Linked DNA regions of Homo sapiens: region 1 is linked to region 2. Evidence: chromatin contacts called from ENCODE Hi-C or POLR2A ChIA-PET data. All regions are on one chromosome and are shown on one strand. Each heading gives the region's core, a stretch centred on a gene start or an enhancer-like site at or near the end of the contact. The rest is flanking DNA. Distances are from core to core; before and after follow the strand shown.

The links. A loop is a pair of places that touch in the nucleus more often than their neighbours do. ChIA-PET counts read pairs that join two places held with the same protein, here RNA polymerase II (POLR2A). Pooled maps may share reads with other maps.
Region 1: a loop to region 2 is called in a map of natural killer cell, with 8 times the contacts of the local background. The contact joins the promoter of ZNF500 here to the promoter of LINC01569 in region 2. A Hi-C loop is called at or near these places in 1 of 168 maps with a recorded cell type or tissue (natural killer cell) and 8 of 50 pooled maps. POLR2A ChIA-PET finds 5 or more read pairs at or near these places in 1 of 52 experiments (CD4-positive, alpha-beta T cell).

The regions. Positions count from the first base shown.
Region 1 is chr16:4,765,912-4,770,888 of GRCh38, forward strand. It overlaps ZNF500 (zinc finger protein 500), which reads right to left and starts at 1,251. Exons shown (of 6, transcript NM_021646.4): 1 at 1,106-1,251; 2 at 1-165. The coding sequence starts at 67. RefSeq lists a silencer at 998-1,297 and an enhancer at 2,490-2,569.
Region 2 is chr16:4,251,295-4,256,194 of GRCh38, forward strand. It overlaps LINC01569 (long intergenic non-protein coding RNA 1569), which reads right to left and starts at 2,495. Exons shown (of 3, transcript NR_039999.1): 1 at 2,353-2,495; 2 at 28-740. RefSeq lists enhancers at 1,377-1,999, 2,064-2,273 and a silencer at 2,504-2,763.

The DNA of each region.
Region 1 (4,977 bases), core at 1-2,500, 510 kb after region 2:
GGATCTCTTCCTGTTCCAGGTCCTGCTCCAAGGTTGGCAGGGGCTGGAGGCCAGGGACAGTGGCCATTGCTTCCGGTGGGCCTTGTTCCTTTTCAGGCCTTAGAGTTGAACCTGTCTCTCTCTATACCTCTGGCCAGACACAGGAAGAGAGTTTTTTTCAGGGCCCTGTGGAGAGACGATAAAACCATCTGAAGGGCAGCCCTGGGGCTGGATAAGCCCTTTGGCCTGGGAAGCCCCTGCCCTGGTTCCAAGGCCAGCTCACCCCACCATGGAAAAGGAAAAGGAAGTGGATGAATGTCATCTTTGTTATTAACCCCCTGTTAATTCCCGGGTAATTTACTGAAGGGCTCTGGGCTTTGCTTCCTCACTGGGCAAACAGAGATGATAACAGGACCTACACACACAGGTTGCTGACAGAACTAAAAGGGATGGCTGGGGGCAGTAGCTGACGCCTGTAATCCCCGCACTTTGGGAGGCAGAGGAGGGCAGATCACGTGAGTTCAGGAGTTGACCACCTGGTCAACGTGGTGGAACCCTGTCTCTACAAAAAATACAAAAATTAGCCCGACATGGTGGTAGCACATCTGTAATCCCAGCAACTCGGGAGGCTGAGACAGGAGAATCGCTTGAACCCGGGAGATGGAGGTTGCAGTGAACTGAGATAGCGCCACTGCACTCCAGCCTGGGCGACAGAGAGAGACTCAAACAAAAACAATCTAAAAGGGATGTTTGCGGTCAGAGCTCGAGAATCGTTATTTTCCATGATTAGAGTGGGTCCTATATGGAAGGGGTTCCTTTGGAAATCTGATGAAAAGTAGGGCCTTTCTGCAGACTCTGCCTCAACTTGATCCCCGGTGTCCAGGTCTGGCGAACCCTGAAGCCCCTACGCGGCCCCGTCAGGCACCCCCGCGTGGGTGGTCACGACAGCCCCCCAATTCCAGGGTCCTGGGAGAGCTGGGACCCCCAGGCCGGGCTGCTTTCCCGTCTCATCCCTCAGGTGGAGGGTGAGCGGTACCCGAGGCCGCGGCACAGACCCGGGTGCTGGCGCGGGCCGCGAAATCGAAGCTTCGGCCGGGACCCGCGTCCCCGCGCCCCCCGCACTCACTGGAAGCGCTGCCGGCCGTGGGCAGTTCGGGGCAGGACCGGAGCGGCGGGTCTCGGCGGGAGTAGGACTGCGGGCCTCAGGCTTGGCAGCCAGGGACGCCAGAGCCGGGGCCGAAGACCCTAAACCAGGGGTGCAAACCAGGCCGTGCGGGTGGGCCCGCAGGCGGCATTGTGGGTAACGTAGCCGTGGCACCATTGGCTAAGCCGGCCGTTGGGGGCGTGGCAACACGGCCGAGTGGGCGGGTCCGCGACGTGCACTGTGGTTAATGTGGTCCTCAAAGGCACGCATTGTGGGTAACGTAGTCCAGCACCTCGGTGACCGCGCGAGCGTGCGGCGACTCTGCAGCCTCTGGGCTACTTTCCCAGTCACTGTTCCACACCCGCTCCGCTCTCCTCTGGCCGCCTCCTCCATCTTTAAAGCCAGCAAAGTCGTCCGGGCACGGTGGCTCACACCTGTAATCCTAGCACTTTGGGAGGCCGACGCGGGCGGATCACCTGAGGTCGGGAGTTCGAGACCAGCCTGACTAACGTGGAGAAACCTGGGCGTGGTGGTTCATGCCTGTAATCCTAGCTACTCAGGAGGCTAAGGCGCAGGTTGCAGTGAGCCGACATCCTGCCATTGTCCTCCAGCCTGGGCAACAAGAGCGAAACTCCATCTCAAAAAATAAATAAATAAATAATAAATAAATAAAATAAATAAAGGCAGAAGTTGTTCAAGATAAAACTGGAAGAGATGCCAAGTGCTTGCGCCCACCCTCCCCCAAGAGGGCCCCCAACAACGTCCAACCCCAAATATCCCTTGTCCTGCCTGCTTCTTTCTGACAACATAATAATGGGCATCAATCTTTGTTGTTGTTGTTAGAGATGAAGTCCCACCATGGTGCCTAGGCTGGTCTCAAACTCCTGGGCCCAAGCAATCTTCCCGCCTCAGCTTCCCAAAGTGTCAGGATTACAGGTGTGCCCAGCCAGGTATCAATTCTTGTATGTATGTATTTATTTATTTAGAGACAGGGTCTCACTCTGTCGCCCAGGCTAGAGTGCAGTGGCTCGACCTTGGCTCACAGCAACCTCCGCCGCCCGGTTTTAAGCAATTCTCCTACCTAACCTCCCGAATAGTTGGGATTACAGGCACGAACCACCAGGTCCGGCTAATTTTTGTATTTTTAGTAGAGATGGGGTTTCCCCATGTTGCCCAGGCTGGTCTCCAACGGCCTCAAGCAATCCACCCACGTCAGCCTCCCAAAGTGCTGAGATTACAGGAGTAAGCCACCGCTCCCGGTCGCATCAATTCTTGAGCATCAAGCAAGCAAAACACATTTGTACTTCGTTTCTTCCTCATTTAGTAATAGAGGTACTATAACTAGACCTACCGGTTCAACAAAACAAAACAAAACCCTGAAGCTCTGAGAGTTTTAAGTATTGAACCCCCCAGAGAAGGTCAAACAGGAAGTACAGAAATGGGATTGGAACCCAAATCTTTGATTCCAGAACTTCAGCTCCTAACTACCAGGTTAACGTAGTTTGCCCCTAATCCTAACTTGGGCATCCTAAGGCCCGTCTCCTATGCTGGATTCTCGCTGCTTTTCCTCTTTGGTTGAACATGATCCGGAGTTTCCCTCTGCCTGGGGTGCCCAGGAAAGAGTCCCAGCACCGAGTTCGGGTGAGCAGCAACGCAGCATACACAGCAGGCGTACACTCAACGTACGCCCCGCCCCGCACAAGCTCCGCCCCGCATGCGCGCCCCGCCTCGCATCCCGGATCTACCCCCGGAATCTCGCGCGTCTTTCCCAAAGCATCGGCTAGGACTCAGCCCGCCGGAAACAAATTTGGGGACGCCGGATTCAGGAAGCTGGCAGGACTACATTTCCCAGAGCGCCCCGCGCCCTCCCCGGAGGCAGATTCCTGGGCGCTCTAGAGGGGGTGGGTTGGCGGCCTGGAGGGTCTCCTCAAGTGGCGGCACTGCCAGGGGCTCGGAGGAAGGGGCTGCAGTCTCCCGGTGGCAGCGTCCTTGTCGTCGAGACTGCGGGCGGTTCCCTTGCGCGCCCTGAACCTCAGTTTCCATATCTGTTAATGGGGGACATTAACCCTCAAGGTTGTAACTCATTCAAGACCATTCATCCAGGCATAATAAATGCATAAACGCTGCACGTTGAGTCCTCCCAACTGCCCCCTTAACTAGGCGCTCGGGTGATGGAGTGGTGGCAGGTGCCTGCTTTCATGGAGCTTGCCATGAGAGGCATACAGTGGACAAAATTACCATGAGAGGCATACAGTGGACAAAATTGCACGAAGAATTGTTTAATCACTTCTTTGGCAAATGTTAGCAAGCGGCGTAAAAGAGGGAACCTGATACCTTCAGGGTGGAAGTGACAGTTGAGCAGCCTAGGGTTAACCTGGGGAACCGGTGGGGAGGATTCCAGACAGCAGGAGTGAAAAGTGCAAAGGTCCTGGGGCCGGAGAGAACACGGTGCGTTTGAGGAACAGAATGGAGACCAGAGATTGGGAGATGTGGCTGGAGGGATGGGCAAGGCCTGACCATACTTGGAGACTCTGGTGAGGATTAAGGATTTTATCCTTGGAGTCAATAGAGTTTGGGGTTTTAAGTAGGATAGCATCGTGATCAGATAAGAAGCTTTGTGGAGTACAGATCTCAGAAAGACTGGAGAGGAGCAGTGAGACTAGCTGGAAGCTCCTGGAGTGGTCCAGAGTTGGGGTAACTAGTGATGGTGGTAGTCACTGACAAGGATCTGGCCAAGATTCCTGGAGCACATTCAACAGTGCTTGGTGGTTGATTAGCTTGGGGTGGAGGAGGGAGACAAGGATAACTCCTTTGTACAATGGGGATGGTAACATCACCTGCAGTAGGCACCATTATGGTAAAGAGACAGAACAGAACGTCAGACACATATAGGCTTAATATGTCCTAATTCTGTTAGTAATAAAGACTACCTCTGTGTTCAGGGCAGTGTTGTTTGTAATGGCAAAACCGAAAACAGTCTAAATGTTAGTCAACAGGAGAATGATGGATAAATCTCACGGAGGCTATGCCAAACAAAAAAAGGCAAGTGGCAATATGATACAATTTTCATAAATTTTGAAAATGCAAAACAATTCTACATATGATTTAGAGACATGTATGCGGTTCAAAGAAATGTTTGGGACTTGGATGAACACCAAATTCAGGATGGTGATGGGGCAAACGTTGAAGAGGGATGTGATGGGGGGAAGGTTCAGGGGGCAAAAACTGCAAGTTTTAATGTGCTTTTTATTTATTTTTAATTTATATATTTATATTTTTATATTTATTTATATTTTTTTATTTATTTTTACTTATTTTATTTTTTTTTGAGACAGACTCTCACTGTTGCCCAGGCTGGAGTGCAGTGGCGCAATCTGGGCTCACTGAGACCTCCGCCTCCTGAGTTCAAGCGATTCTCCTGCCTCAGCCTCCCAAGTACCTGGGATTACAGGCATGCACCACCACACCCAGCTAATTTTCGTATTTTCAGTAGAGACGGGTCTTCACCATGTTGGCCAGGCTGGTCTTGAACTCCTGATCTCAGGTGATCCACCCTCCTTGGCCTCCCAAAGTGCTGGAATTATCAGGTGTGAGCCACCGCGCCTGGCCATTAATGTGCTTTTTAAAAACAACAACAAAAGCCATTATTTTGAATTTGTATTCATGAAGTATTAAAACCTACCAAATGTTTTAATAAATAATCTTAAATAGGCCAGGTGCGGTGGCTCACGCCTGTAATCACAGCACTTTGGGAGGCCGAAGCAGGCAGATCACTTGAGGTCAGGAGTTCAAGACCAGCCTGGCCAACATGGCAAAACCCCGTCTCTATTAAAAATACAAAAAATTAGCCAGGC
Region 2 (4,900 bases), core at 1,245-3,744:
AAAAGAAGCTAGACAAAAAGAACTTACGTGTTGTATGACTGATACAAGCTTCTAGAACAGGCAAAACTCCAGCCTGGCCAACATGGTGAAACCCTATCTCCACCAAAAAATTGAAAAATTAGGCCAGGCGCAGTGGCTCACGCCTGCAATCCCACAACTTTGGGAGGCCGAGGTGGGTGGATCACCTGAGGTCAGGAGTTCGAGACCAGCCAGGCCAACATGGTGAAACCCCGTCTCTACTAAACAAAAATTACCTGGGCGTGGTGGCGGGCGCCTGTAATCCCAACAACTCGTGAGGCTGAAGCAGGAGAATCACTTGAACCCAGGAGGCAGAGGTTGCAGTGAGCTGAGATTGTGCCACTGCACTCCAACCTGGGCAACAACAGTGAAACTCCACCTCAAGAAAAAAAAAAAAAAAATTAGCCAGGCGTGCTGGCACACACCTGTGGTTCCTGTTACTCGGGAGGCTGAGACGGGAGAATCACTTGAATCCAAGAGGTGGAGGTTGCAGTGAGCTGGGATCATGCCCCTGCACTCCAGCCTGGGCAACAGAGCGAGACCCTGTCTCAATCAATCAATACACAACAGCGAAAACTAATATACTGTGACAGGAATTAAAACCAAGGCCAGGTGTGGTGGCTCATGCCTGTAATCTCAGATCTTTGGGAGGCCGAGGTGGGAGGACTGCCTGAGGACAAGAGTTTTCAGACCAGCTTGGGCAGCATGGTGAGACCTTGTTCCTATTTTTTAAAAAAAGAGAAGAAATTAAAACTATGGTGAGATTCCACCATACACCTACCAGAATACCTAAATAATGATAAATCTGACAATACTAAGTGCTGGTGGGAATGCAAGGCAACTGGAACTCTCATAAAAATGGTAGAGAATAGAGAACTACATACACATAAAACATTAAAAAACGTGTAAATCTGAGTAAGTCCCATGTACAGTACCAATGTCAATTACCTGGCTTCTATGCTAACTGTAGCTATGCAAGATGTTAACACTGAGGGATACTGGGTGATCTCCCTATACATCTCTTTCTTTTAAAAAAAAAAAAAAAAAAAAAGATAGGCCAAGAGCAGTGGCTGACGTCGTAATCCCAGCACTTTGGGAGGCCGAGACGGGCAGATCACCTTAAGTCAGAAGTTTAAGACCAGCCTGGCCAACATGGTGAAACCCGTCTCTACTAAAAATACAAAAAAATTAGCTGGGCGTGGTGGCGCACACCTGTAATCCCAAATAACTCGGGAGGCTGAGAAAGAAGAATCACTTGAACCCGGGAGGCGGAGGTCCACTGCGCTCCAGCATGGGTGACAGACCGAGGCTCTGTCTCAAAAACAAATAGAGATGAGGTCTTGCTATGTTGTCCAGGCTAGTCTAGAAATCCAGGGCTAAAGCCATCTTCCCCCTTCAGCCTCTCTAGTAGCTGAGACTACAGGTTAGAACCACCAACCCAGACTTCTCCCTGTACATTTCAATAATTATTTCAAAACTTAAAAATCTGAAAGAAAGCAAACTGCTTGATAGTGGCAGAAAGCAAGCATGAGGGGATTCTGGGGCTTGCTGGGGGTGTTGGCTACCTGGGTGTATGTTCAGTTTGTGAAAATTCACGGAGCGCCTAAGCTATGCACCCTCTTCTGAATGTGTTACCCAGTACTCCAATAAAAGGCTTTTGGCCCTGGAGAGGTGGCTCACGCCTGTAATCCCAGCACTTTGGGAGGCCAAGGCGGGCGGAGCACCTGAGGTCGGGAGTTCGAGACCAGCCTGACCAACATGGAGAAACCCCGTCTCTACTATAAGTACAAAATTAGCCGGGCGTGGTGGCGCATGCCTGCAACCCCAGCTACTCAGGAGGCTGAGGCGGAAAATCGCTTGAACCCGGGAGGCGGGGGTTGCGGTGAGCCCAGATCGCGCCACTGCACTCCAGCCTGGTCAACATGAGCTAAATTACGTCTCAAAAAAAAAATAAATAAATAAAACAGCCGAGCTGGAGGTGTGTGCCTGTAATCCCAGCTACTCAGGAGGCTGAGGCGGGAGGCTCGCTTGAGCCCGGAAGGTGGAGGCTGCAGTGAGCCGAGATCGCGTCACTGCACTCCAGCCTGGGCGACACAGCACGACTCTTTTAAAAACAGGTTTTGTTGAGTGCCGCATTGATCCGGTCCCTCCCACGCCCCCTGTGCTTCACAAAAACGTCAGGTCCGAGCTCCGGCGCGGCGGTCTCCTCCTCCGCGGGTCCGGGCCGGAACTCGGCAGAAGGACGAGCAGCTCCTTGGGGCCGGCAGTCTCCCATCGCACTGAGATTGACACGGCAATGTTTCGGATACTCTGGGTAAAAATTAAATGTCTTACGAAAAGTCCTGTCACCCGTTTCTTGATTACTTTTTACGGCGGCTTCCAGAACCTTTCGTCAGCGCGAGCTCCATGCCCGGAGGCCGCCGTCACCTGCTCTCCGGGAAGGCCCTGGGCAGGCAGGCAGCGCGCTGAAGGAGTCCGGGAGCAGATCGTGCGAGAGAGCGCGCGGGCGCCAGGCGCGGGGGCGGGGCCAGACGTGCGTGCTGGCGGGAGCGCGCGCGCCATGGCCTGAGGCGTCTGGGAACATGCGCGGCGAGGGGACGGGCGGGGCGAGTCCGGGAAGGGGCGGGGCCGCAGCCGCGCCCCTGACTTCCACCGCCTGCGGGTGAGACCGCCTACCATCGCCCGGCGCGCTTGAGCATGCAAGGGGAGGTGGGATTCCCCTGGCCCGCCCCCAAGCCACGCCTCTGGCCTATGAGAACTGAGCTGTCCCGCAGGGACCGAGAGAGGAGCCTCCGCTTTCGCAGGGGCTGGGCGTTCCGGGCGCACTGCGCCCTCTGTTGATCCTCTTAGGAGCTGCGTGGGGACCGTCGGGCCTGCCGTTTCGCACCTGGCCGAAAGGGGTCGCTGTGCCGGGCCAGATCCTATGTAAATTTAGCTGGATAATCTCAGCAAGAGAAAATTGGCTGCAGTGCAAAGAAGCCAGGCTCAAAAGGCAGGGTTATCCCATTTCTATGACATGTCACAGGTAAGACTATGGCAACATAGATCAGTGGCTCCTAGGGGCTGGGTTGACCACCAAGAGGCATGGGGGGCATTGGAAATGAAGGAACTAATTCATATCTTTTTTATTTTGCTTTGGTTTTATTTATTATTTATCTATTTATTTATTTTTGAGACAGTTTCGCTCTTGTTGCCCAGGCTGGAGTGCAATGGCGCGATCTCGGCCCACCGCAACCTCCGCCGCCTGGGTTCAAGCGATTCTCGTGTCTTAGCCTCCCGAGTAGCTGGGATTACAGGCATGCGCCACCACGCCCGGTTAATTTTGTATTTTTAGTAGAGACAAGGTTTCTCCATGTTGGTCAGGCTGCTGTCGAACTCCCGACTTCAGGTGATCCGCCCACCTTGGCCTCCCAAAGTGCTGGAATTACAGGCGTGAGCCACCGTACCCGGCCTGTTTTATTTTTTCTTTAAATCATATCTTGATCATAGTGGTGGGTAGGAAACTATGCATTTGCGTGTAGGAAACACGCAAAACCAAAAATCAGAAAGTGTGACTTCTACTAAATGTAACTACTTTCATTTTTAAAAATTATTTATTTATTTATTTATTTTTTAAGATGGAGTGTCGCCCTGTCACCCAGGCTGGAGTGCAGTGGCACAATCTCAGCTCACTGCAACCTCCACCTCCCCGGTGCAAGTGATTCTCCTGCCTCAGCCTCACCAGTAGCTGGGACCACAGTTACTGGCATTCGCCACCATGCCAGGCTAATTTTTGTATTTTTAGTAGAGACGGGGTTCCACCATGTTGGCCAGGCTGGTCTCAAACTCCTGACCTCAAGTGATCCGCCCACCTCGGCCTCTCAAACTGCTGGGATTACAGGCGTGAACCACTACTGTGCCCAGCCTAATTTTTGTATTTTAGTAGAGTTGGGGTTTCACCATGTTGGCCAGGCTGGTCTTGAACTCCTGACCTCATGTGATCCACCCGCCTCGGCCTCCCAAAGTGCTGGGATTACAGGTGTGAGCCACCACGCCCAGCCAACTACTTTAATTTTTTAAAAAAGATATTAAAACCAGAAAGCAGGTGGTTGCTGGAGACTGGGAGGAGGGGGAAGGAGTGACTGCTTCATGGAGTCATTTTGGAGTGACGGACATGTTTTGGAACCAGGTAGGCTGTGTAACACTGTGAATGTATGAAGTGCCATTGAATTGTTCACTGTAAAATTCCAAGAAAACCTGCAGACTCCTGCCTTTCTGTGAAGAGTTCGTGTCCACTGTCATCGTGGGGTGAGCTGTGATTCTGCCTTCTGCTCTGGCCTCAGTCCCCAAGCACCCAGCACTGTGAGCATGAGGCATAGGAGGGGACCACGGTGTAAATCGATCTCTGGTCACGGAAGAGTGAAGGATTTAAAGGACCATGGCCTAGCCTGGGCAACATGGCAAAACCCTGCCTCTACAATAAAATATAAAAAAGTCAGCCGGGCCCAGGCCAGGCACGGTGGCTCACACCTGTAATCCCAGGACTTTGGGAGGCCAAGGTGGGTGGATCACCTGAGGTCAGGAGTTCAAGACCAGCCTGGCCAACATGGTGAAACCCCATCTCTACTAACAATACAAAAATTAGCTGGGCATGATGGTGGGTGCCTGTAGTCCCAGCTACTCAGGAGGTTGAGGCAGGAGAATCGCTTGAACCTGTGAGGCAGAGGTTCCAGTGAGCCAAGATCGTGCCATTGCATTCCAGCCTGGGTGACACAGCAAGACTCCATCTCAAAAAAAAAAAAAAAAAAAAAAATTAGCCAGGCTTTGTGGTACAGGCCTGTAGTCCTAGCTACTAGGGAGGCTGAGGTGGGAGGATCACTTGAGACCAGGAGGTCAAGGATGC